Linked DNA regions of Homo sapiens: all the other regions are linked to region 2. A link is a loop called in an ENCODE intact Hi-C map of the cell type or tissue named here. Cell type or tissue: PC-3. All regions are shown on one strand.

Region 1 (8,000 bases), 310 kb after region 2:
CCATATTACTATGTACACATCTATTCACTGTTTCTATTTACTAGGTAAAACATGTAGCAAATTACATGAAATAGCAGAGTATGAATATATATTGTGATATATAGTATATATATAGAATATGTATTACAATATATATATATATTCCATGATTACAGCAGAGGACATGAGTTACAATTAATGCTCTTTTAGCAGTTGCCATCTGCAGATGGCTAAGTGTTAACCAGCTCAGTGGAGAGTCAGGGTGACAGTCTTTCACACTCATCCCTCTTGGTACTGGGGTCCCTGTCTGGCATCCGGGAAGAATCAGGTGACATGGACTTGAAGGATGGTGAATGTGGACGTTTTATTGAGTGTGGAGGTGGCTCTCAGCAGGGTGGGGAGCTGGAAAAGGGATGGAGTGGGAAGATTATCCTCCCCTGTAGTTCAGCTGTCCCCAGTCAAACTCCTCTCCAGCAGTCCAGCTGCCTCTTCAACATTCAGATGTTTCTTCCCTTCTCTCCTCTACTGCACAACTCTGCTCCTCTGCCAGTGGACTTTGGGGTTTCTGAGGGTACAGGATGCAGGGGCGTGATGGGCCAGGGTGATTATGAAAAAAGCAACATTTGGGCACGAAAACAGGAATAACTGTTCTCATTTAGGGCCACAGTTTCCAGGCTTGAGGGTGGGGGCTTTGCTGGGGAACCGCCCTCTCTACCTAGTGTTTCCTTGCCTCCTGTCTGTATCAGTAATATTAAAAAACTGGAAATAATTCACCAGATTTTCTTATGGTTGACTTGGTATCACACGAGTTTCTGAGTATCTTTATACTGAAAACATCAACAACATTAAGTATATCTCATGCTTTCCTGAGAGCAGAATGAGACTTTTGGCAGAGGTTTCAGTATTTAAGTTCCTAAATTATCTTGTCTCTGTGAAAATTCTGCATTATCCATAGTTGTCAATCTGATTGGACAGGATATATGCTAATAAAAATTTCACTTTTAAAAATTATCACCCAAATGTTTTCTATGGTGTGGATATCCACTCAATTGTATGTTTTCTAGACATAGAGTACTTCTTCCTACTCTTTCAATCCAATTTGTTTATTTAAAAAAAGTATAGTCTTTCAGAAAAATATTCTAGTCTCTAAATATTTTAGAGAAATATGATCTGATTGTTATCACCAAATTCATTGTATTTAATACTTTACATTAAAATATCAAGGTTTTTTTTCTTCTTATCAATACACTTTACATTGGTATATCAACCAAAAACACATATAGTTATTTTGTATTATTTCATATTATTTTCTTTTGAGAATTATTATATGTCCTTCACTTTATTCACTTTATTTCACACCTATAAGTTAACTTCTTTCTTTTTAAATTTAATTTAAAGCTTTGAGTTCAGGTAGGTTGAAGTTTCCTCAGTCCAACATGATCTTCATAGGTCTTATGAGATGATTATGATTCCTAGCTAGGAACTCACTGCCCAAGTTTGTAAAAGCATTGTCCAGAAATCCAATGGTTGCTTTACAGAGTCAGTTATTGACTTTCTATATCTATACTTTCTTTCCAAGGAAGCCAATGTCAAGTGGATAAGAGAGAGATAACACCCTGTCTCTTTCCCTAACTCTTCCATTTTCTTACCCAGTTTTTCAAAGCTGCTAAATTCCAACTTTTTTTTTTTTGGCTCAAAAGCAATATTGTATGTGTTATAATGATGGTGTATATAAAAAGAATAGTGATGCCAGGAAGCAAATCTAAATCAGTAAAATATAAAAAACCCATTTGTCTTAACTAAAGAAACCATAGAAGCCTTTCCCCCCTCCTTTTTCCTACTAGGTTAGGTACATAAACCCCTAATTCTAACCATCCTTCTAAGTTACTCATCATTGAGTATGTTGTATATGCAAATATGTAGGTATGTATGTTGTATATGCAAATAAATATTTTCTTCTGCTTCTGGAATCATGCCCATAGTCCATCCAGAAATAAGTAGGAAGGATGAAGGGCAAAGGATTTATGCCAACAATTCACTCAACAAATTAACAACAACAACAAAAATGAATCTTTTCAAAAATTAAGCAAACAATAGCTTTCCAGAGACTTCATCTAGTAGTCTTCTGCTTTCATCTGATTGGCCATAAATCTGCCTCGAGACTATCTCAACGTGCTGAAGTACCTGGGGAAGTGATTAGTTTGAACTGGGCACATAACCATGCTGAAAAAAATCAGCTTTGCTAGAAAGAAAGAGGGAGAAAAAGATGTTGGCTTGCACCAAGTAGTGTTACCACAACTGCCTCCCTGGGATAGATATAATGAAAATACTTACAGCACAGAGAAAATAAAAGCTTTCCAGCTCTATTTTATGAGAAAATAACTTGGAAAAAATGGCAGTGAAAAAATTTCAACCATTGTTTCAAAATATTGGAATGAGTAAATTTAAGAAAGTATTTTAAACTTTGAGATAAGCACAAATTTGACATCTTTTTTTTTTTTTTTATTTCTCTACCTCCCCCCTCCCTTCCTTACTTCTTTTCTGCTTGTAAAATTATAAATGGGTCCAGAGTCTTTTCGTTGCCTAGCACATTGTTTATCAAACTGTGCTCAGGAGCATCATCAGCAGCTGCTGCAGGGAAGCAGGGCCCACAGCGGGGCTTTGATAGCCACTCCCCTTCAAACACAGCAGCTCTGCTGTTGGAGCATTTCTGTCAGGGCACTTCGAAGGGTGGTTGCTCCAAAAGAATTGGAAAGCCACCATATTAAGTCTAATTCTCTAATTTTACAGAAAAAGAAGCCAAATAGAAGTTAAGAAAATTGACCCAAGGCCCAAAGGAACACCAGGGATTAAGCCCTGCTTTTATTTATTTTATATTTTAGTATTTCCGCCTGAAGCTGAGTCTTCTAACTCAGCTTCAACACATTGTTACTAAGTTATCACTGTGATGGTTATTTAAAGAAATTAGCAAATTAAGAGGCTTGGAATAGAAATTCACCTTCTGAATTTTAGCCCAATTAATTGCTATATAATACATGTCTAGTGAAAAATATATTTTGGCATCAGACTCATGGTTATTTTCAGATAGAGATTTTGACTATGCAAAAAGATGACTATGAGATAACATAGCAATCTTTTTCTCCAATAATCCTACATATTCAAATTAAGGGTGAATGATTTATCCATGTGACAAGATATATGGTAAAACAATATTACCCAACACTATATTAGGCACTTGTGTCTCCTGCTTTAGGGATCGCAGAAACTTTCTGTGCCTGGAGGGTATAGTGCCAAATACCAGCCCTATATATATTCAGAAAACACTTTTCTGCATTTCCATTACCTTTCTTCAGTGTTTTTGGCAGAAGTGGTGAAGATTTTGTTACTAGGCACTATAATAATGATGGCACTGGTGCCAATATTTTCCTCTAAGAAGAAAATAATAATTGCATTCACTATATTTAACCTGCCTGGCCAAAATAATTTCTGCTTAAAACCACAATGATGAAGCTAGGAAGTGTGACATTTTTGGTTTTCCTACCAAAATCAGTTAAAAATCTTGTTTTGAATTTGATATAGGTTATTATGATGAAATTCTTATTGGCTTTAATTTATTTGGCTTATGATTTTAATTATGTATTCATTTTTATAACAGCTTGCAGCTGATTAGTATTTTGTCAGGATGGCAAGCAAGGATATGTGTATTCCTTAATATTTGCTCTGAATTATTTGTTTATTATTCTTAATAACTTCTTGAAAAATCTTAATCAGAAAGAAGTTATAGAACAAAGAACTCCAGCCTTGGTCATAACATGAGGAAATAATTTTAGCATTCTGAAAATATGCTGAAGGATGAGACCAGCAAAAATAGGGCGGGGCTTCAACAGCCTTCTCTCTGTACAAACAACAGCTGGATGTGCCTGTTGCCACTGGTGGGGATGGTAATGATGGAAAAAAAACAATGTTTTTTTTTTAGTGTTGGAAAGTTTTCAGTGAAATCATGATGTCACCAGGATATGTTTTGTCTGTGACTATAATTTGCATAAGTTCCTTCCCATGGAACTATGTAAAATACAAAGGAATGTTTTATAGTACGTTTTGCCTCTGTGATGCCAATGCTCTTAACAGTCCATGAAGTAGACATCATGAGCAAAGAATTTCTTTTGTACATTCTCTCAAAGTAAGAACTAATGAAAAAGGAAAGAAAAAGGCTGTGCAAAGACTATAACTTTCACATTGTACTCACAGAAACAACAAGACTGTTTTGCATTCCTGATCTTTGACTAATATTTTAACTTTGTACTACATATTTTTGAGACCAGGATCTACATTCCTTTGTACTTATAGTTTGAGATGTGTTCTCATTTTATTGTTCTTCCTGTTATAATTACTTTGTGCGTTTTTTCAAATTCCTGTCTTTGAAAGATTTCAGTCATCAATCAAAAAGTATTTGAGACAAATTTTGGAGGTTTGGTTTGATATGAAATAAAGAAATGTCTTGATGTAGAGTAGAGGAGTTCAAGTATCCAATAAAATGTCTGGAAATCAAGAGCCATTGAGTGCTTACCCAAGAATTTTAATTTCAAAAATACTATTTGAACCTTGTGGACATGTTCAAGTTGGCTCATGAGTCTCCATGTGAATCAGATGATATAAATAAAATAATGAGGGGCATGGTCAGGTGAAGTGGTGTAAACATCAATGTGCCAGAGACATCCATCTCTAACTTCCACAATACTTTTGCAAATGTAATAGTTGAAAATAATTATTTTACATTTACTGATGACTTTTATTTCTGGTAATATAGCTGATTAGGTGATCTGAATCAACATTCCCATTGGAAACAAATAAGAAATACTGGGTAAAAGTTTTCAAAAAATTATTGAAAGCACCAAATAAGTGGGAACATTAAAAGGCTTCACAGGACAACTTCTAACAAAAAGCGGGAACCTGGAGCAGTAAGGCAATTACTGAAGCCATTTTTATCCTGAAAGCCTTTGTTGAACTCGGTAAACTTGACCTTCAGTTTTGAGGTCTCCACTAGAACATAAAGTTCTGAAGTCAAGGCTCAGGGTCTGCCCAGGGCGAGGAGTCAAGTAGCAGCTCTTCCCTGAAAGCTGAAGTAGCAAAAAGCTATATCCTCAGGATAAAGGTGAACAGGAATTAAACTATCCCCATCCGTCTCACCCCAGAAGAGTGCAAAGAAATTGGCCTCAACCCTGAGCCAAGCTAGAGGAAAAAACAACTTCCTGAGATGTTGTAATGACTGCCAGCTGTCTCATGGATTTATAACAACAATTAACACTATCTGTATTTATCATGCAGTGTAAACTGTGATTTAATTTTCAGCAATTCTTTAATTATTTAAATGATTGGTAGTGTTTCCAGGTACCTGGCAGAAACAAACGTGAATGTTTTTTGGAGGCATCTGCCTTAACCTTAGGCTTCAAAATTGGTTACAAATAAGTAACCCCCAACACCTTGAAAAAATAATCAAAGCATACAAAGGGGAAAAAAACCACAAGAGCAGAACAAGAAGGAAGAACAGACAACACAAAGATACCTGCAAAAAATTTCTCCTATTTTTGAAGCAAATATGAGAAAACAAAGTCCTCTGAATATTCAAAGCCCGACCCTCCTTATACCCTCTGACGGAATATAATCGACTGTGTTATTTCTCCTTTCCACCATTATTTTTGTTTACTCACTTCTTGTTTACAAAGAAATCCTCCTGTATTGAAAGAATAATGTAGGGCCTCATGCTGTAGGGCCTCATTCAAAGTCTCTTTGAAGAAAACAGTGAGACCAGAACAGATACAGGAGCTTTTCAAGTTTAACATACAGAAATTTAAATTGCCATTTTGCCAAGGTTAACACATTGAACATCAGCAATTTTATATGCTTCAGCATAGTATATTAGTTGAGCTAAGCTGCTGTTTCAAGGAGACATTAAATACAGAGAATCAAACAGTATAGTTTAGTTATCTTTCAAGTAATAGTCCAGATATGATTAGCTCATGGCTTATGAAGCAACTCTCTTATCCTCAACATAAGACTTTCAAAGTTTCTCTAATTTTTCCATTTTATAGCCATCTAGCAGAATGAAAGATGAAGCCCAGGGCAAACACATTTCTCTAAAAAGAGTTAAGAGAAAAGTTGAACACATTTCATTTGTTTATATCCCAGTGGCCCCAAATTAGTTAAATGGGGTCGTCCCTAATTTCAAAATCTGTGCCCTCAATAATTTCTCCTCTTATTTTCTCCTTTATTGAGGTTTCTGTTCTACTTATTATTATTTTTGTTTGATTAGAATCCTTTATCTAGCAATTATCTCCAATGGAGTATACTGTTTTAAAAACATTTTTGAATCCTTGGATATTGATACATATCTTTTTTTTTTTCATGCTGCCAAATGTTCAATTCTCTTCTCATTTCCTGTATTGCAGATAAGGTCAATGTGAAATATTATTTTCTGTATTCCTTTGTAAATAACCACTTCTTTATGTTTGGAGGCGTATTACGATGTTTCCTTGGAATTCAGGGTTTTATCAGGATATATGCAATATTAACATGTGTCTTTTTTTTCAGAGACCTTCCTGGAACTCAGTGAGCCTTTCTAATTTGAAAATTCAAGTCATCCCTCTTGTTAAATAACTAAATTTGGCCTAAAGCTGCTTTTGTAATGTGACTTGCAACCTAACCTAGTATGCAAACAAACTGCAACCTAACTTGAATATATTCTTATAACAAATAGTTTAGTCCCAGCCAATCACAGCAGCTGAGCTTCAGCCAATCATAGGCTACCAGCTGGTTAGATCATGTCCATATCAGACAAATGCCTCATCACACCATGCCCAAGTAAGACAAACACGGAGCTATAACCAATCAGTCTGTTTCTTTACATCACTTCCTTTGTCTGTCTATAAATACTGCCTGCCCATGTTCTTTGGTGGAGCTCTCTGAAGCTCTCTTGGTTCTAAGCAGTGCTTGAATCATGAATTGTTCTTTGCTCAAGTAAATTCTTAAATTTAATTTGTCTAAAGTTTTTATTTTAAGAGGCTACTCAAAGGAATTTTAAAACGTTATATTTTCAATGATTTCCTCTCCAACATCTGTCATTTTTCCTTCTTCTGGAACTCCTATATTCCTATTTTAGTTCTCCTTGCAAGATAGGCCCTATAGCAAGAAGGTAATTGAATCAAGCTGTGTTAGGCTGTGGAGCTCGCACCTGATGCATGACAAGCTCTTTATTGTGCCCCAGCAATCATACTGTGCATTGCATACCTCAAGACTGATGACATACACTTGGCCTAGGTGAGAGTTCCCCAGCAGTTTTCCAGACAAGATACCATCCTGGAATGATCTAGGCTTATGTACACATAAGGCCGACTTAAAAGGGGACAGGTATGATCTTGGACAATGAATGTGATTTACTTGGGGGCTATTAACTGCAACTCTGTAGACCTTAGAGGCCAGAATATTTGCACCTCCCTTGGAGAGTGTAATTGATCTTGCTGCTGCGTATTTGAATTCTTCTGCCTTTTTTCTGAACACTTTAGATGGAAACAACTTGTTTGATTTACCCAAGCAGTTTTGGCTTCTGTGCTTTATCTTTCTGTCAATTGTACCAGTTGTGAGTATTTATCAATAGTCTCCATGCCCTCCTGAATCTGTCCTACAATTCTAATATGTTTTTGGTATGTTTGCCATTTATTTATATTTCTTATTCTATATTACCAGACCTTTGAACTACCTGATCATTCAGTTTCATTGTAATTCCTTCCTCTTCGATACACCATGATTTCTTTTTAATTTAAAAAGAATCTTATTTTTTTAAGTTTAGAAAAGTTGTAACGTGTATGTGTGTGTGTATGCATGCACTATCATGAACTTCTGTATTTTTGTTATTATTTCATGGGCCCCTTGTCTTCTCTTTCCTCTAACAGTGCTGTTTCACTGTGAGACGCCTATTCTGGGTCTGGTGCTTGTTCTTCCTTTTGCTAAGTACTTTGTCCCTTTAG
Region 2 (8,000 bases):
TTGCTTTTAGCTTTCTCATGTGCCCTAGGTATTGGGAGGACGAGAAGCAAACAGCCATTGGGAGGATCTATACAAGCAAGCAGTTTTGTGCTGCTAAATTTGGATTTTGGGGGAAAGACAACTATCTTTGTTTACTAAGATACCAAGGATGCTCAGTTATTCATTCATTAATTCCATTATATGAAGCCTACTGTGTGACAAGTCCTGGAGATACAAAGATGAAAGGTGAAGGCCCTGGTCTCAAAGGAGCTTTTTTTCCTTAAGATTTTATAAATAGATACTCATGGCATTATAGGATATGGTGAAAAACAGTGTGCTAATTTGTTGTCAATAAAGTGAACTCAGGATCTAAGCCAGGTGTGCATGTGTGTGTGAGTATATGTGTGGATAAGGCCAAGTCTCTGCAAAAAAAGTGTTATCTTGGCCAGGCATGGTGACTCATGCCTGTAATCTCAGCACTTTGGGAGGCTGATGTGGGCGGATCACGAGGTTAAGAGATCGAGACGATCCTGGCCAACATGGTGAAACCCCGTCTCTACTAAAATGCAAAAAATTAGCTGGGCATGGTGGCGTGCGCCTCTAGTCCCAGCTACTCAGGAGGCTGAGGCAGGGGAAGCACTTGAACCCAGGAGGCGGAGGTTGCAGTGAGCCGAGATCGTGCCACTGCACTCCAGCCTGGCAACAGAGCAAGACTCCATCTCAAAAAAAAAAAAAAAGTGTTATCTTCCCTTCCTTTTCTTCTTTTTCTCATTTCTTACGTATAATATAATAATGCTGTGTTTTGAAGGCAAACTTTCAAATGCCTTTGGATAGTTGTGGGGATTTTGCATCCCTTTGCTACAAAACATGTCTTTTAGAAGATGTTGAAGACAAATCCTTCTTTAAAGCCCATTCGTCTATGGGCATCATTGATAAGATAACCAAGGTGATTTAAATAAGTAAAAAGTTATTTCAGTTGGGGCCTTGCATATGTAGAGGGGAAATGAAGAAAGTGTTCTCAAGAACTCTGAATCTCAAATCTCACAAACTCCCCACTCTTCCAGTTTGAACTGGACACATCTGTATGTTAGGCCCTAGATTTTACAACTTTATTGCCTTTTCTTTGGACCAGTTTTATGGGAATGGCCTGTGAAACAGCACCTATGCAGAGTAGGGAAAGCTAACTCAAGATAGAGGCAAAACCAGAGAAATCAGGTGTTTACAAGGAGTCAAGAAAGTATTTACCTTTTAAGAAGGGCAAGAAATTGTGGTGAAAATATACTTGAATATATTGAATCTATATTTACCTTTCTAAGCAGGTTATACTTCTCAGTATATAAACATTTGGAACCGAGGGGTTCCAATCTGCATTTTCTTTTTTTCCCCCTTTTATTTTATTTTACTTATTTATTTATTTTTATTTTTTGAGATAGAGTCTCACTCTGTTGCCCTGGCTGGAGTGCAGTGGCATAATCTCGGCTCACTGCAACCTTTGCTTGGACTACGGGTGTGCGCCACTATGCCTGACTAATTTTTGTATTTTTAGTAGAAATGGGTTTTCATCATGTTGGCCAGGCTGGTCTCAAACTCCTGACCTCAGGTAATCCACCTGGCTTGGCCTCCCAAAGTGTTAGGATTATAGGCGTGAGCCACCATGCCCGGCCCAGTCTGTATTTCAAAGATTTGTCTATGAAATGGAACAGTCACACTAAACATACTGCAGTCATACCAATGAGAAGGCAAAATAAATAAATAAATAAATAAACAAAAAATACCCCCCCCCCAAAAAAAACACCAAAAAACCAAAAAACAAACAAATGAAAAACAGAGAACAAAAACCAACACAAAAACCCAAGAACTAGCTGGTGGATTTGTCATTCTTGTATGAAAATTTCTACTTGCCTACAGTGATGGCTTTCCTGCTTTGGGTTTTTATAGTATTTGGCTTTTTGTGAGATTCGTATATTTAAAATAAAATTTAATATCTATTAAATATTAAAGCTACTTGCTGGCTAGTAGTTTCAATAATTTATTATGTATATCTTGTACAATGTCCTAGTTTCTTATTTTTTGTTTTTCTTAGAGCCTCGTAGAGCTTAGATTAGAGTGAGCTGAGTGAGGCACTCAGCTTGGAGACCCAATTTAAGGGGGTTTCAAATACCTCAATAATGAAATTTTAATGAAATATTTAAAAAATCAAAATTAATGCAAAAAATCCACGATGAACATCTTATCAAAATTTTAAATAAAGACAAGACCTACTCTGCACTTGAACAATTCTGTCTCATTCACCTCACCCTAATCCTGGCCCTGGTTCCAATGAAACTTAGTTTAAAAACAAGCATCTAGCCCCCGGGGCATAGTTTATTGGTTAGAAACAAAATCACATTAAGCTCTTATTGATTACTGCATTTTCTGGCACCCCTTAATATTTTGCATCCTAGTCCTGGTCCTACCTCTCAGCTACCCTTAGAGTTGATTAAATCCCACTGTATTACTTCTATAGGTAAAGTTTATGTGAAAGCTCACAGAGGTGATAGGACTAGCCCAGGTTGAGCAGACAAGAAATAATAGGGTTAAACTTACCATGGTTTTATGTCCTCTATCTTCCCAATTAAATTCCTTGAGGATAATATTTTCGGTTCTTATTTCTTTCTGTTATACAGTGCCATGAGTAAAGCAGTCTCCCCAACCCCTGTACTTGTGATTGTCCTGCTATCTGCCTACCATCAGTTATTTGTGTGACCTTAAAGGAGCTGCGTAGTTCTTGTTGTCTACATGGCATCCCAATTCTGGGTAAATTCAATGAAATAGAAAAGAAAAGAGTAGAAAGCAAAACAAAACCTTTCCCTGAAACTAAAATCCACTTTCATCTCACTTACATAGACAAAATAGCTGACTCAGTATTTGAAATTTTTTTTAATCAACTGGTTTGTAGTGATGTATGGATACAAGCAGAGTTCCCTAATACTTAAGACAGATTCATCTCCTTAGTAGAAGTTAGTAGAATTAATAAATAATAATTGAATGCTGTCCACAAAAGACAATGTTTGAGCTGGTAATTATTAGACCAGGTGGCTAGTGTTTCTTCATTTTCTCAAGAGGTGGGAAAAATATAAGAATTTTCAGTCTAATAACAATTATATAAAATAGCACAAGGTATGGGCAGGGGCGTGTGTGATGGCGGGAAAGCAGTGGGGAGGGAGGAGTTGGAAAAGAGGAAAGCACAGTCATCTTATATGGTTTTTTGGTTAAAACTATGAGAGATTTGTGGGTTTCACATCAGTCAACTTTCATTATTCTTGTTCCCATCTTCTCTGATTCACATGGTTTCAGTTTCTTTTGAGACGTCTTTGGTTCAAAACTTTATGGCCATGAAACAGAGTTTTAAAAACAGTTTAAAATTTTTTTAAATTTTAAAACTGTTTTAAACTGTTTTAAAAACAGTTTAAAATTGACAAAAAGTTTTGGAAGCAATCAGTGAGTTTTGCACAACTTTACTAGCAGTTATTTTTAGTGTGAAAAATGGTGCTATTCTATGATAAACATGGGTTAGGAATGTTTATGTCATTATTATGTAGCTACTTAGAGAAATAAGACCACAGTGTTACATATGTTTGTTGGAAATGGAACTTATTGGAAAGTTAAAAGGTGGAGATTATAATATATATACAATATGTGAGAAATATATTTTTTATATATGAGGAATATATTACATGGAGGCATAATTTCATTGTGTTGAAAACAGCATTTGCTTAAACTGGAGAAGAGATAGCTATTTTGCATTCCACAAATTGTATTTAATATTACATTTAAAAAATGATAACTTTCAACAGTTTGAGATCTCTTTTGAAGCCCAGATATAATTTTCATTGTGACAAAATAGGATGAAACAGGAAAGTTATTGAAAGATAGCGTTGATTTAAAAAAGAGGTAAAAAGTATATTTTCTTGTGGAATCAATTTTATATGGATGGCATAAATTTAATCCTTTGACTTATTTGTCTGCTAATCCTGTGATACATAATAAATTCATAGTTCAATTAATTGGATATATTGTATATAGTGACTCATTTAAGGAAAATGAGCTATCATGATCCAGAAGTATTTATGGGGTGACTAAAAGTTCAAGGTGCTGGCTTTACAACATCAGTAAACAGACTTTATACTTCTAGGAACTTAGATCTAAAATCAAAAAGAGAAAAAAAAGGAAGATGACATCAGAAGAAGGTTAAGCAATCAAAAAGTAATCATGCAAGACACATACCGGATGCAATAGAAACTAGATAATCACTCATTTCACAGTTCATTAATAAATATCTACTGGAGGGAGGAAAGGAAAGAAAATGTTTTGAGTACCAACTATTACCAGGCACTGTAACAAATACTTTATATTCTCTCAATTACGGTGAAATGGAGGGCATAAGGCCAAGGCATCCGAGAGAAATCTGAACATATGAGGAAGAACATTAGCTTTCATTCAGGAGGAAAACACATGAAAAATAGGGAGTAGGTGACTGGGCAGAAGTGGAAGGTTTTTAAAAGGTAATTTTGGAAAGTTGGCTACCTGGGACTGTACTGTGGAGGGCTCTTTAGCACAAGCTCAGGCATGCTCATCTTTATGTAGGTAAGGGAACCTGAAGTGTTTTTCAGCAGAGAGAATGTAAATGGCAGACACGATGGAGCCTGGCGAGCCATGGGGCCACGTGGAGATAGGGGGAGAGGAGAGTGGGCTTGACTTTGAAGACAGCGTTCTTACATGGCTCTATAGAAGTAAGTTTTCTTTGAATAGCCCTGACTAGTAGTGATTTTATTCATTTAATTATCAATAATTCAGAGCCACAAATATTTTCTCTGGCTTGCTGTCTATCTAAAAGCATCTGATTGTGAGAAGTAAATGTCGAATAAATAAAATGTTAAATGTTTAGGATAGGCCAATGTTTAGAGTCAGTTGGTGGTGATGTTCAAGGAAAGGTACACAAGAGTGTTCCTCTTCTCTTCCTCCTATTAAAAACAATTTCTTGAGAGAAGTAGGAAGCAGGAATTTCCTGAAGTGAGGAAGGGCAGACACCTGTGACAACTTGGCAAGCGTGAAGATATTTGCACCCTCCATTTCTGGTCCCCATAAATGCTCTTCAATCACTGCAGGCACGTCTGCCTCCTCCCCTCCACTCACACCACTCTTCTGAAGCTCCCTCATAAAACCCTCCTTTCTTTTTCCTTATCCTTCTTAACATCTTGTGGCTTTTTATGCAATTGTTCACCTCCTCTCACCTCTCCAGCCAGATTTCTCTTAATCATCCCACATCTTAACAGGGGTGATTCTCAGTCATCAACAGTCAGTATGATTCTTATATCATTAACATTCTTGAGAGTTAAATAGTTCCAGGAGATTGAGATCACTTAACTTTGCTAAGACCTCAAAAGCATACTATTTTATCCATAGAATACAGTTTTTGGACTGACTGAAACATTTGCCAAAATAATTAATGAATTATTTCCATGTAGATTACAAGTCTTAGTTTCAGTGTCATCCATTCGGGTAGGTGCTCTCTGACCTTTAGGACAATGTCAGGCCACTTAGTGACATTAAGATGTCTTTTAGTAAGGCACCTTTTACTTCTTTTATAATAGTCATCTCATTTCATATTCGTTTGTACCTCATTGAGGATATAAACTGTGTCTTAGGTATTGACAACTGTCTCTCCAAGATTTAGCCCGGGTATGTGTTAAGAACTCAAAGAATACTTTTTTTTTTTTTGGTTAATTGATCAAATGCTATGGACCTGTTCAAGTTCAAGAGATGCACTTTACCTAATATTTAATCTACAGAGCATCCTTTTTAGATATTCTTGCTTTTGCTTTATTTCCTCATTCATGCATCTAATTCCCACTTTCTCTTCTAGGCCATTTTTCTTTATAAACTTTTTTAAAAATATCACTCTATGAGCATTACTATGTGCAGCTAAGGAACAGACAGCAAAAAATCTGTGCTGAGCTATGCATGTAAGGCTTGAGGCTTGGCTTACAGGACAGTTAATCTTTCGGTCTTGGCAAAATTTCAAATCACCATGCATCTTGGGCCTTCAAATTTACTCACAAATTATTGGTACTACAATCTTTAATCTTATACTTTTCATATTAAATGCACTCTCTTCAGATTTTTTTTTCTCCTGGGAAAGTCAGTGGCTGCAATTTTCACCTGTGTATCTCTAAACTTACACCGCTAAGCCTATTCTTTCATGTGAATCCAGCCCCACATCTGATGGCAGCAGGATATTGGCTTTGGTTTGTGAAACTTAACACCTAAGGATTGTAGCATAATGTGGACATGGTATAGGGAGATGGGAGAACTGGCTTCTAGACCTGGTGGGGCCATTAACCCTCTAAGTGAATTTGGAGAATTGACTTCACCAGACATTCGGAGAAACCCTGAAGACTCCCTGCAACGCAGTTTTCTAACCAGCCTGCTGAAATAATTCTGAACTCCGCTTAGTGTTTTGAATTGCTTTGTGTTTCTATTTGTACCAATCTGACATGGTAGTAAAACAAGGTGTAGAAGAAGCTTTGGCCCTGACAGAACCAAGCAAAACTGAGATATGTCTCAAGTTTACAAAAGTCGGTGCTGCTGCCGGGAGCCTTCATATTTTACTTTTCTTCAACTCAAGCCTCTTGAGAGAATGGCCTAGTTAGAATAATATTAATCTAACACAAGTAAAAGAAAAATGAAACCAACTGCTTTTCTTTCTAAGCCCACAAAGAAACAGTAACTGGGCTTCTCTGGAGAAACGTAAAGTCAACCTCAGATGTGCTCACAGGCTGGATGAAGCCTAGGGGAAGCTAGGGGCTTAAGTGGTCACTTGAGGGGTATTCTTTTGAAAATTGTGTGGCTGAACTTACTTAAGCCTCTCTTATAGGAACAGCCACCCAGGAGAGTTTGTAACATAAGGGCAACCATACCATATTGGGAGACAAAATAACAATTTTCTTGATGAAGTACACAGAGCAGAAAGATTTGTGCACTAGTCAACTTTCTTTTTTCATGCTTAAAGGGAAAATCAGTATTTCATATTCATGGTTTCTGATGTAACATTTTGCTAGGACAGTCAGAAGGGATTAATACTATTTGTTGTAAAATATCCACAGTGTTATTTTTATAAGGATAACCAGACTGAGGATGATATTCTTAGGTTCCACCTGGTTTTCACACTTTTGGTGAAGTAAAATTTAATTGAGTTTTCAAAGGTAGGAAAATATTCTATTGCTGGGAAATATAGCGTAAAGGATTTCTGCATGCTTCCTCTGGGTTTTTCCTGTGAGCTTTAAATTAGGATTTTCTGCCAATTTTCTGGCAGAAGCAGAGGAGACATAGCAGTTTTGCTGATGGTTTTGATTATGAATTGTCTATATGGCATCAATAAAAATAACTAGAACTAGGTCTGATGGGCACTGAACTTGCTTAAAATGCTAATAAAAATTATAAGAGAAGGGAACGAATCTTAAATTTTAGATATTTTTTCTTATAGTCCATATGGAAAGACCATTTCTGTTAAAAGTACAATAACTAGAGAAGAATATGTTCTCTTCAAAGTGCCAATAAAAATTCAAAATGTCATTTTCCAGTGCAATTCGGCCTGAAATCAACCTGTTTTATGGTAATTATGGGCTCTGGCACCAGAACATAGCAGAGCTTTAGAAACATTGAATGAGTGATTGAGTCCAACCTCCATAAATGTGAAACATATGAAATGATTTGGGTAAAGTAAAAACCAGAGAGCGTTGTCACCCTCCCTACCTTGAGCTATGCATAAAGCTGCGTTAATGTAGTGGAGTAGTCATATCAGAATGAGGGAGAGGGTGAGAAAAATATTTTCAGAACAATAGAAATAGCATTTGAAAAGCATCTTATGTGGTAGAGGGGAATTTTCTTGTAAAGGTATAAACTGTGAGAAAGAGATGATGATGCCCAATGTGGGCAAAAAATGCCTTTTCATTGGCAAGATTCGGGTATATCACTATGAA
Region 3 (8,000 bases), 81 kb after region 2:
GCATCAGCATTATCTTGAGATGTTAGGGAGAAAGGGTGGTGGGAGGGATTGGGAGGTAGCAGCAGCACCAGCACAGAAACAAGGGCCAGAAACAGGCCTCCTGCAGGGGCAGCCACTTCCTCCTCCTGCCTGCTTAGCCCTGCTCTGCAGACACACAATAATCACCCCAGCGGGTCTAGGGATCAAATGACGGCACTGCTGAAGGATTAAGAGCAACTCTATCCTCTTGGCTTGGACTTTGGAATTTTCATTAAAATGACCTTGGGTGTGGTGAGAAAGGAATTCAGACAACAGGGATCAAGTCTTAAACATGTCACCTGGGAAAACAACCGAAGGGCCCCTTCAGAGAGAGCTTTCTTTCTGGGACTCAGGCAGAGTTGTCACACTTGTTTTCCTAAGTGTTTCTCACATGGGATTAGCCTCCAGATATGTGAAAAGTGAGGAGTTGAAGGTCTGAGGTAGGCAGAATGAGGCAAAAAATAAATTACAATGTGCTAGTGCAGGCTGGACTTCTTAACGTTCTCAAAGCTCTGTAATGTTTGACTTGTTGAGAGATTGCCCTCTTCCTCTCCTCATCTCATTGCTCTCAATGGAAGGAGCTGGGGCTCCATCTGCAATTCATGGTGGGTTATTGTAAAAAGCACTGTAGAGACTGGGTTGGCCTTATGTAGGCAGCAGCCTGTAGTCCAGCAGACGTGGATAGATGGCTGCAGGCTTGAGACTTAGGTAATTTGAGGCCGGGCATGATGGCTCACACCAGTAATCCCAGCACTTTGGGAGGCTGAGGTGGGCGGATCACGAGGTCAAGAGATCGAGACCATGCTGGCCAACATGGTGAAACCCCGTCTCTACTAAAAATACAAAAATTAGCTGGGTGTGGTGGTGCATGCCTGTAGTCCCAAGTATTTGGGAAGCTGAGGCAGGAGAATCGCTTCAACCTGAGAGGTGGAGGTTGCAGTGAGCTGAGATTCTGCCACTAGACTCCAGCCTGGCGACAGAGTGAGACTCTGCCTCAAAAAAAAAAAAAAAAAAAAAAAAAAAGTAACTGGAGAAAGGGTACAGGCCTCAGAAATTTAATATCAGAAATGGGAGGACTTGGGAGAAAAAGTAATCTGCTGATGACTACCACAAAGTATGTAAAAAGAGAATAGGTTTCTCAGTGTGGCTCCTATGTCTGTGGGCTCCTGAAGTGGGCTTAGCTGAAGTAGGAAAAATCATAGAAAGGTCCTCTTATAGCATCACTAACGAAATCAACAGATGTAGGCTAGGAAATGGCAATGACTAGACGTCAGAAAAAGGTTAGACAGTGAAGGTTCTGCTGAGACAGAACTGCAAGGAAGTTTTTTGGTCTTTGTCCATGCCCAGCAAGGTGTGGATCCTGATGTCTATCACATCTAGGATTGGCCATGCTTGGTTCTTAAACCAGTGGGGTCCAGTCTGATCATGTAAAGGACCGTCTTCTCCCATCAGTGCTTAGAGTAGTGAGGAGATGGGACCTGGTTCTGGTACTTGTGATCAGAGTGCCGGCAATTAAATTTGGCCCTTGGGATTTGTAAATTATTACATAAAGCTGCAAGTTTCCAATCTAACCACTGTCATCATCATCGTCATCACCATCATCATCATCATTATAGCTACCTATCAAAGGATAAACTCCGTTAGACATGGTATATACTGTTTGTAATCTTTTCTGATTTGGGAGACCAAGGAAATGAGTATCCTTATAATGTCTGATGCTCTAAAATACTAGAGCTCAACAGTTTTTTGAGGTCAGATTTTTAGTGATATGACCAGAGAGCTAGAGAAAGCACTTTGCAGTGTGAGAGAGAAGAAAGCAAAATTATATACATAGGCAATGGGGTTGGCTAGAGAGTTACGAGGGTTTTGGTTGTTCTTAAGCCACAGACTCCATTTTATTCATAGGTTCTACAAAACATTTTTTTTATGATAAAATTTTCTTTTTGCTGAAACTATGGAGGTTTATGTCACTTGCATAAGATAGTCTGAATTAGTAAATGTTAATAAAGCCTACCCTTCTTGTAAAGAAAAAGTTACAAAGAAAGAATAAAATGATTGTAAAGGTTAATAAAAGGATATAGGAAAATAATGGCTTACCATTCCATACTTGCCTAGAGCAGAGCTCCATAACCTGTGTTAGGAGAAGATAACTTTATCTCCAATTGCAAACCAAATTAAAAATATCATATATTGATACCTAAAGAATTGTTCTCCATAATGTCTCTGATTCATAAAGCTAAATGGTGTGTATTCCAAAGACTATAAGTAGACCTTTTTGCTTTTTTAAAATTTGTGAATGTCTGAAGCTCTCTATCTTTTTGGTTTTGTAAGTTTGGAAGAGGAAGGAAATATTCAACTCTTTTTTTTTAAACTATATTTCACACCATGTTTACATGATAATGGATAGAAAATTGTAGCTTAATGAAATCATTACATTCTTCTGTTTCAATATGGGGAAAGAGTTCACAAATTTATATTGAAAGAAAGTCAATGGCTACATGATGTATACTTAGAAAATCTAAAAGAATCTGCATGTACACTATTATAAGTGAATTTAACAAGTTCACTGGATATAGTATCAATGTATAAAAGTCCATTGTATTAATATATGCCAGTAAAAAATGAATAGTTAATAAAAATTGTAAAATATACTGTTCAGAATATAGTTAATTTAGAGCACCTGTGAATGCTTATCTCCAAAATGGCCTACTTGCAAGGTTGGCCCTTAGCTGGCATATGGGAACTTGGATTTCTACAGGGTTCTCATGACCCCAGCTGATAAGAGTTTTTCACTGTATCTATACTGTGTGCAAACAATGTGGTATATTTTGAACATCTGTTTCCCTCTGGGAGTCTGGAATTTTGGTATGTTGGGCACAGAATCTCCAGTGAGTTTTCCTGGTAGACAACATTCTGTACCTCACAATTTATTGCTGGGGGAATTAAGCTTATCCTGTGAGATTCTCCTGGGAGAGAACTTTTTGAAGCGTGTACTTGGTGTAATCTAGACTTCACCCAATGCTCCCTTTCCTTTTGTTGATATTGCTTTGCATCTGTTTGTAGCTCTAAATCATATTCATGAATATAACCATATGCTGGGTCCTTTGGGTCCACCTAGCAAATCATCAAACCGAAAGATGCTCTTGGGGACCTTAGATAGAAATATCATTTACTGTGATAGTAGGAAACATAAAAAACTGGAAACAAGTATGATAAAAGATATACAATATCATTACATCTAAAACTTTAAAATATTATTGAGAACAATTAAAGAAGACCTAAGTAAATACTGTGTTCATGGATTGGAAGATTCAATACTGCTAATATCTCAATTCTTTCTAAATTAATTGATAAAGTCAATGGAATAAAAATAATAATTCCAGCAGATTTTTAAAGGAAGTTAAATTTGATAAGCTGATTCTAAAATTTACGTGAAAAGACAAAGGGCTAAGAATAACCAGGACAAACTTGAAGCAGAATAAAGCTACCTAATGTCAAGATTTATTTTAAAGATATAGTAAGTAATTGAGAGAATATGACATTGGCATAAGAGTGGACAAACTGACCATTGGAACAAGATAGGAAGTCCAGAGACACACCTACACATATATGTTCAAATGGCTTATGATAGAAGTATAGAGGGGAAAGGATTATCTGTTTAGTAAATAGTGCTGCATTTATCAGATAGCCACATGGCAAAAAACATATCATGTACACAAAAGTCAATTCCAGATGGACTGTAGATCTAAATGTGAAAGACAAAATTATAAAACATTTAGAATAAACATAGATGAACATCTTTCTGACTTCGGAGTAGGCAAACTTGTTAAAATAGGAATCAAATACCCTCACATGCAAGAAAATAGTGATACAATAGAGTAAATAAAAGCAGGACCTTCTGTTTCTCAAAAGACTGAATTATAGAGTGGAAAAAGTACTTGCAGTACACATATCTAACAAAGGACTTATCTCCATAATATGTTAGCAAATTTCACAATTATTAAGAAAAATCAACAACAGCCCAATAGGAGAGTGGGCAAAAACTTCACAAAAGAGACAATCAAGTGTATAATAAACATATGAAAAGGTGCTCAATTGTATTAAACTTAAACAATTCTGTAAACTAAAACCACAGTGGGATACCACCAACATGGCTACATAAAAATGATGGAAACTATCAAGTATTGGTGAGGGAACTGGCCCTCTTATACAGGACAGATCAAAGGGAAAATTTGTTACAAACTGGTTTAGCAGTATCTACTAAAGGGGAGCATATGCATATCCTATAACTAGGTAATTCTCCTCTTAGGTATATACCCAGCAAAAATTCATTCATATGAGCAAAAGATATGTGCTAGGATATCACTGCAGTCCATTGATAATAGCCAAAAAATTGGAAAATAAGCAGTATTCATCAACAGTAGAATGGATAAGTAAATTGTACCGTCTTCAAAAAATGGGTTAGTATATAACAATAACAGTGAATGGTCTACAATACATGCAGCAATGTAAGTGAGTCTCATAATGCTGAATGAAGAAACCTACAGAAGACTACATACTGGATAGTTCCTTTTATAAAGTAGGAAAAAGGTAAAATCAATCTACCATGTTAGAAGTCAGGCTCATAGTACCTTAGGATGAACAGTCATGGGGAAGAGAGTGCAGGAGTGGTAGAGATTTTTGTGATACTGGGGAGGTTTGAGGGCTACTTTACAGGTTGTGTTTAGTTTCGAAAAATTCAGCAAGCTGTACACATATGATATAGAAACTTTTCTTTCAATGTGTTTTTTTTTTTTATCAAAAAGCTAAAAAGACAGTATTGGTGGTTTTAAAGTGCTCTGTTTTGGTTTCAGAATTCTGATGTAGTCATTTGATTAAACTGTTTGTTTAAGGATTGTGTTTGAGGAATTTTATCACTTATCATTAAACTATTAGTCTCACGGTGAAAATCTGATATAATACAGCGGAGATATGTCCCAAGTGCTTCAGGAGGACCGAGAATGAAATGGCTAATGTGCGGAAGTGGGAGTAGGAATTCGGGGAGAGCTTCATGGAGAGTATGATGTTTAAGGAGAGCTTTGAGAAGAAGGAATTGGAATAAGCCAGTGCCTTTTCTACTTTGTCCTTTGATATCATTACGTTTTAACTTTGGCTGCACATTAAAATAACCTGTGCAGCTTTAATACATTGAAGCTAGAAATCCATCTTCATTCAGAAATTCTGATTTAATTGATCTGCAGCTGGGAGCTGGGCAGCCGTAATTTTTCATAGTTTTCAAGTCATTTTGATGTGCAACCAGGGCTGCGAATTACTGATTTAGGCAGACAGTGAGAAAGTCAGTCAAGGAGTAGAAAGGAGTGCAGGACAGTGGCTGGAAACTGTAAATGACTTAGAAAGGCTGCATCACAGGAAGTTAGCAAGGCAGGTTAGGAAGGGTCTGAATGGAGAGCCAATCTAAGGAGTATGGCTCTTCAGTAGGCAAAGGGAAGACAGTGGAGTATTGTAGGCTGATGGCTGAAAGGATCAGATTTTCAATGAGCTCTTTAGAAAGATCACACTGGCTGGAGTCTGAAGAATGAACTGGAAGGAACAAGACTGCTGGAAAGAAAATCAGACTTTAATTAGCTGCCTTTACACTTTTTTTTTTTTTTTTAAACAGTCAGGGGCTTGCTCTGCCACCCAGGCTGGAGTGTAGTGGTGCAATCCTAGCTCACTGCACTCTCGAACTCTTGGGCTCCAAGGACCCTGTCAGCTCAGCCTCTGTAGTAGCTGGGACTGCAGGCACCCAGCATGGTGCTTGGCTAGTTAAAATTTTTTTTGTTGTTAAAATAGAGATGGGGTATCGCTTTATTGCCCAGGCTGGTCTCAAACTCCTGGCTTCAAGTGATTCTCCCAACTTGGCTTCCCACAGTGTTGGGATTACAGGTGTGAGCCACTGCATCTGGCCCTTAATGCTATTTTACAAGTTTCTGGGTCCTTATAATTGTTCCTAGTTATAAATCCATTTCCTTTCCTTTGGTGAACATGCACGTCCCTCACCCAGGAATGCTCTTGCCTGCCCTTTTAGACTGCTTGCTTGTCTTCTAATCTTAGCTTAAACATCATCTTCTTTGGAAAACCTTTCTTACCCCTTCTAAGAAAAACTTTTCAACACATAGAAATAAGGCAAAACAGAGGTGATATCAATGGCATTATTTGTCTGTATCATTCATGGATTATTTACTTCTTTAGAAGATCGCACTTGTGTTAATTTTGTTATTTACTAGTTGATTAAAGTTTAGACATCATGAAGTTACATGGTAACTGTGTAGTATAAATGATAACCCAAATATTATAATTTTATTGCTTTCTGGGACATTAATCAGTTTCGTATCTAACTAATAATCCTATTCTGAATTCATCTTTTAGAGATGTCCATGAATTCCCAATTCTTCAAATGACCTTGGAGCCAGCTTTATCTCTTACTGGTTCCCTCATTAATGAGCTAAATAAGACTTTGACACCAATTCACATGATTATATGAGAATCTTGGTTTAGCTTTTTGAAAATTTTACTTTGTCATCCTCTAAGATTGAGTTAGGTCTTGTTTCCCACAGACTGTTCGGCCCCATTATAGCTTGAACTTACTGCCTTCAGGCACCAGGGCCATTTTGACCACTCCTAACCCTCTTGACCCACCTTTGTTTCTCAGGGTACCAGGTTGTAGAATCATGTATGTTTTAAAATTAAAAAAAAAACATTAAAATATCCACTTTTTTGAAGTCTAGGACAGTAACCTGAATATGCCTTATGTTTCTTTCCCAGGATTTTATGAACACTAAAGGTGACAAGGTTTCTCTTTAACTTTGCATAACAGTTTTCATCATTGATTAGAATTTTGTCAAGGGTAATGATTGTTTTAGTTGACGCTCAACTCTATAAATTTAACATAAGAACTGGCTTTCAAAAAATTTATAATTGACAAGTGCATTGTTAAACTCTCTACTGATTAAGTTTCTTTATGAATAAAACTTGGATGTGATTCATCTTGATAACACATAAATATTTCAGCTAAAAAAAATCACACATGCTTATTAGAAAAGGGGATGGAGGGGAAAAAAAGAGTCAACCATAATTTTTTTTTTTTTAACCTAAAGGAAACCATTGGCCAAAATTTAATTGTTATTTTGGAGATTTTTTTCTATGTATAATTTTTCAAAAAGTAGTTGTAATATTTCAAATAGTTGTAATATTTCATAATATTTCATTTTATTATTTATTTATTTTTTCTGGGATGGAGTCTCATTCTGTCACTCAAGCTGGAGTGGAGTGGCACGATCTCGGCTCACTGCAACCTTCGCCTCTTGGGTTCAAGTGATTCTCCTGCCTCAGGCTCCCGAGTGGCTGGGATTACAAGCATCCTCCACCACACCTGGCTAATTTTGTGTACTTTTTTTTAGTGGAGCTGGAATTTCACCATGTTGGCTAGGCTGGTCTTGAACTCCTAACCTGAGGTGATCCACCATCTTGGCCTCGCAAAATGCTGGGATTATAGGAGTGAGCCACAGCCTACATCATACATTTTAAAACTTAATTTTGCATTATGTCCCTTTTCCATATTATTATACTCTTATAGATACATTTTTTAAATAGCAAAATTCATAACTCTCAAGTAAATTAAACAAGGTTCTTAATTATTGCTCTTTCTTGAATTTGTTTGATTTTAGTCACTTATAAAACTAGCATATTGTCATTCAAAAGCACAGTGAAAAATTCCTTCAATTTGTATGAAATATTTAATGGCTGAAGTGTAAATTCTGTGCCACTAATAAAAATTAGAAATTTTGGGTATCTTCTGCAATATTCCACTACTGTGATGTTCTTCTTATCATTCTGGGTGAGTAGGTTGACTCCTTCCTTTCAGATGGTCTCAGGCACTGCAGGGGTCAAGGAAGAGTTATAACCAATATAATTTAGAGGGGATGAAAGTTATGTCACATTTC

What was found. A loop is a pair of places that touch in the nucleus more often than their neighbours do. Peaks named below come from ENCODE experiments on the same cell type or tissue, not always from the same donor. Only the 100,000 strongest peaks of a DNase experiment are listed, where the experiment ranks them.
Region 1: a loop joins it to region 2, with 2.9 times the contacts of the local background. A loop is called at or near these places in 3 of 110 quality-filtered maps.
Region 3: a loop joins it to region 2, with 2.5 times the contacts of the local background. A loop is called at or near these places in 4 of 110 quality-filtered maps.

The regions. Positions count from the first base shown.
Region 1 is chr4:123,982,469-123,990,468 of GRCh38, forward strand. No RefSeq gene overlaps it. Among named protein-coding and RNA genes, the nearest start is that of LINC01091, 340 kb to the left of the region's middle. In PC-3, no CTCF peak of the experiment used is centred here; a DNase peak (open chromatin) is centred at 4,203; H3K4me3 peaks cover 652 bases; H3K27ac peaks cover 889 bases.
Region 2 is chr4:123,668,956-123,676,955 of GRCh38, forward strand. The region is part of intron 3 of LINC01091 (long intergenic non-protein coding RNA 1091); the gene reads left to right. Among named protein-coding and RNA genes, the nearest start is that of LINC01091, 23 kb to the left of the region's middle. In PC-3, no CTCF peak of the experiment used is centred here; a DNase peak (open chromatin) is centred at 4,116; H3K4me3 peaks cover 559 bases; H3K27ac peaks cover 1,292 bases.
Region 3 is chr4:123,750,034-123,758,033 of GRCh38, forward strand. The region is part of intron 3 of LINC01091 (long intergenic non-protein coding RNA 1091); the gene reads left to right. Among named protein-coding and RNA genes, the nearest start is that of LINC01091, 100 kb to the left of the region's middle. RefSeq lists enhancers at 1-166, 167-750. In PC-3, no CTCF peak of the experiment used is centred here; no DNase peak of the experiment used is centred here.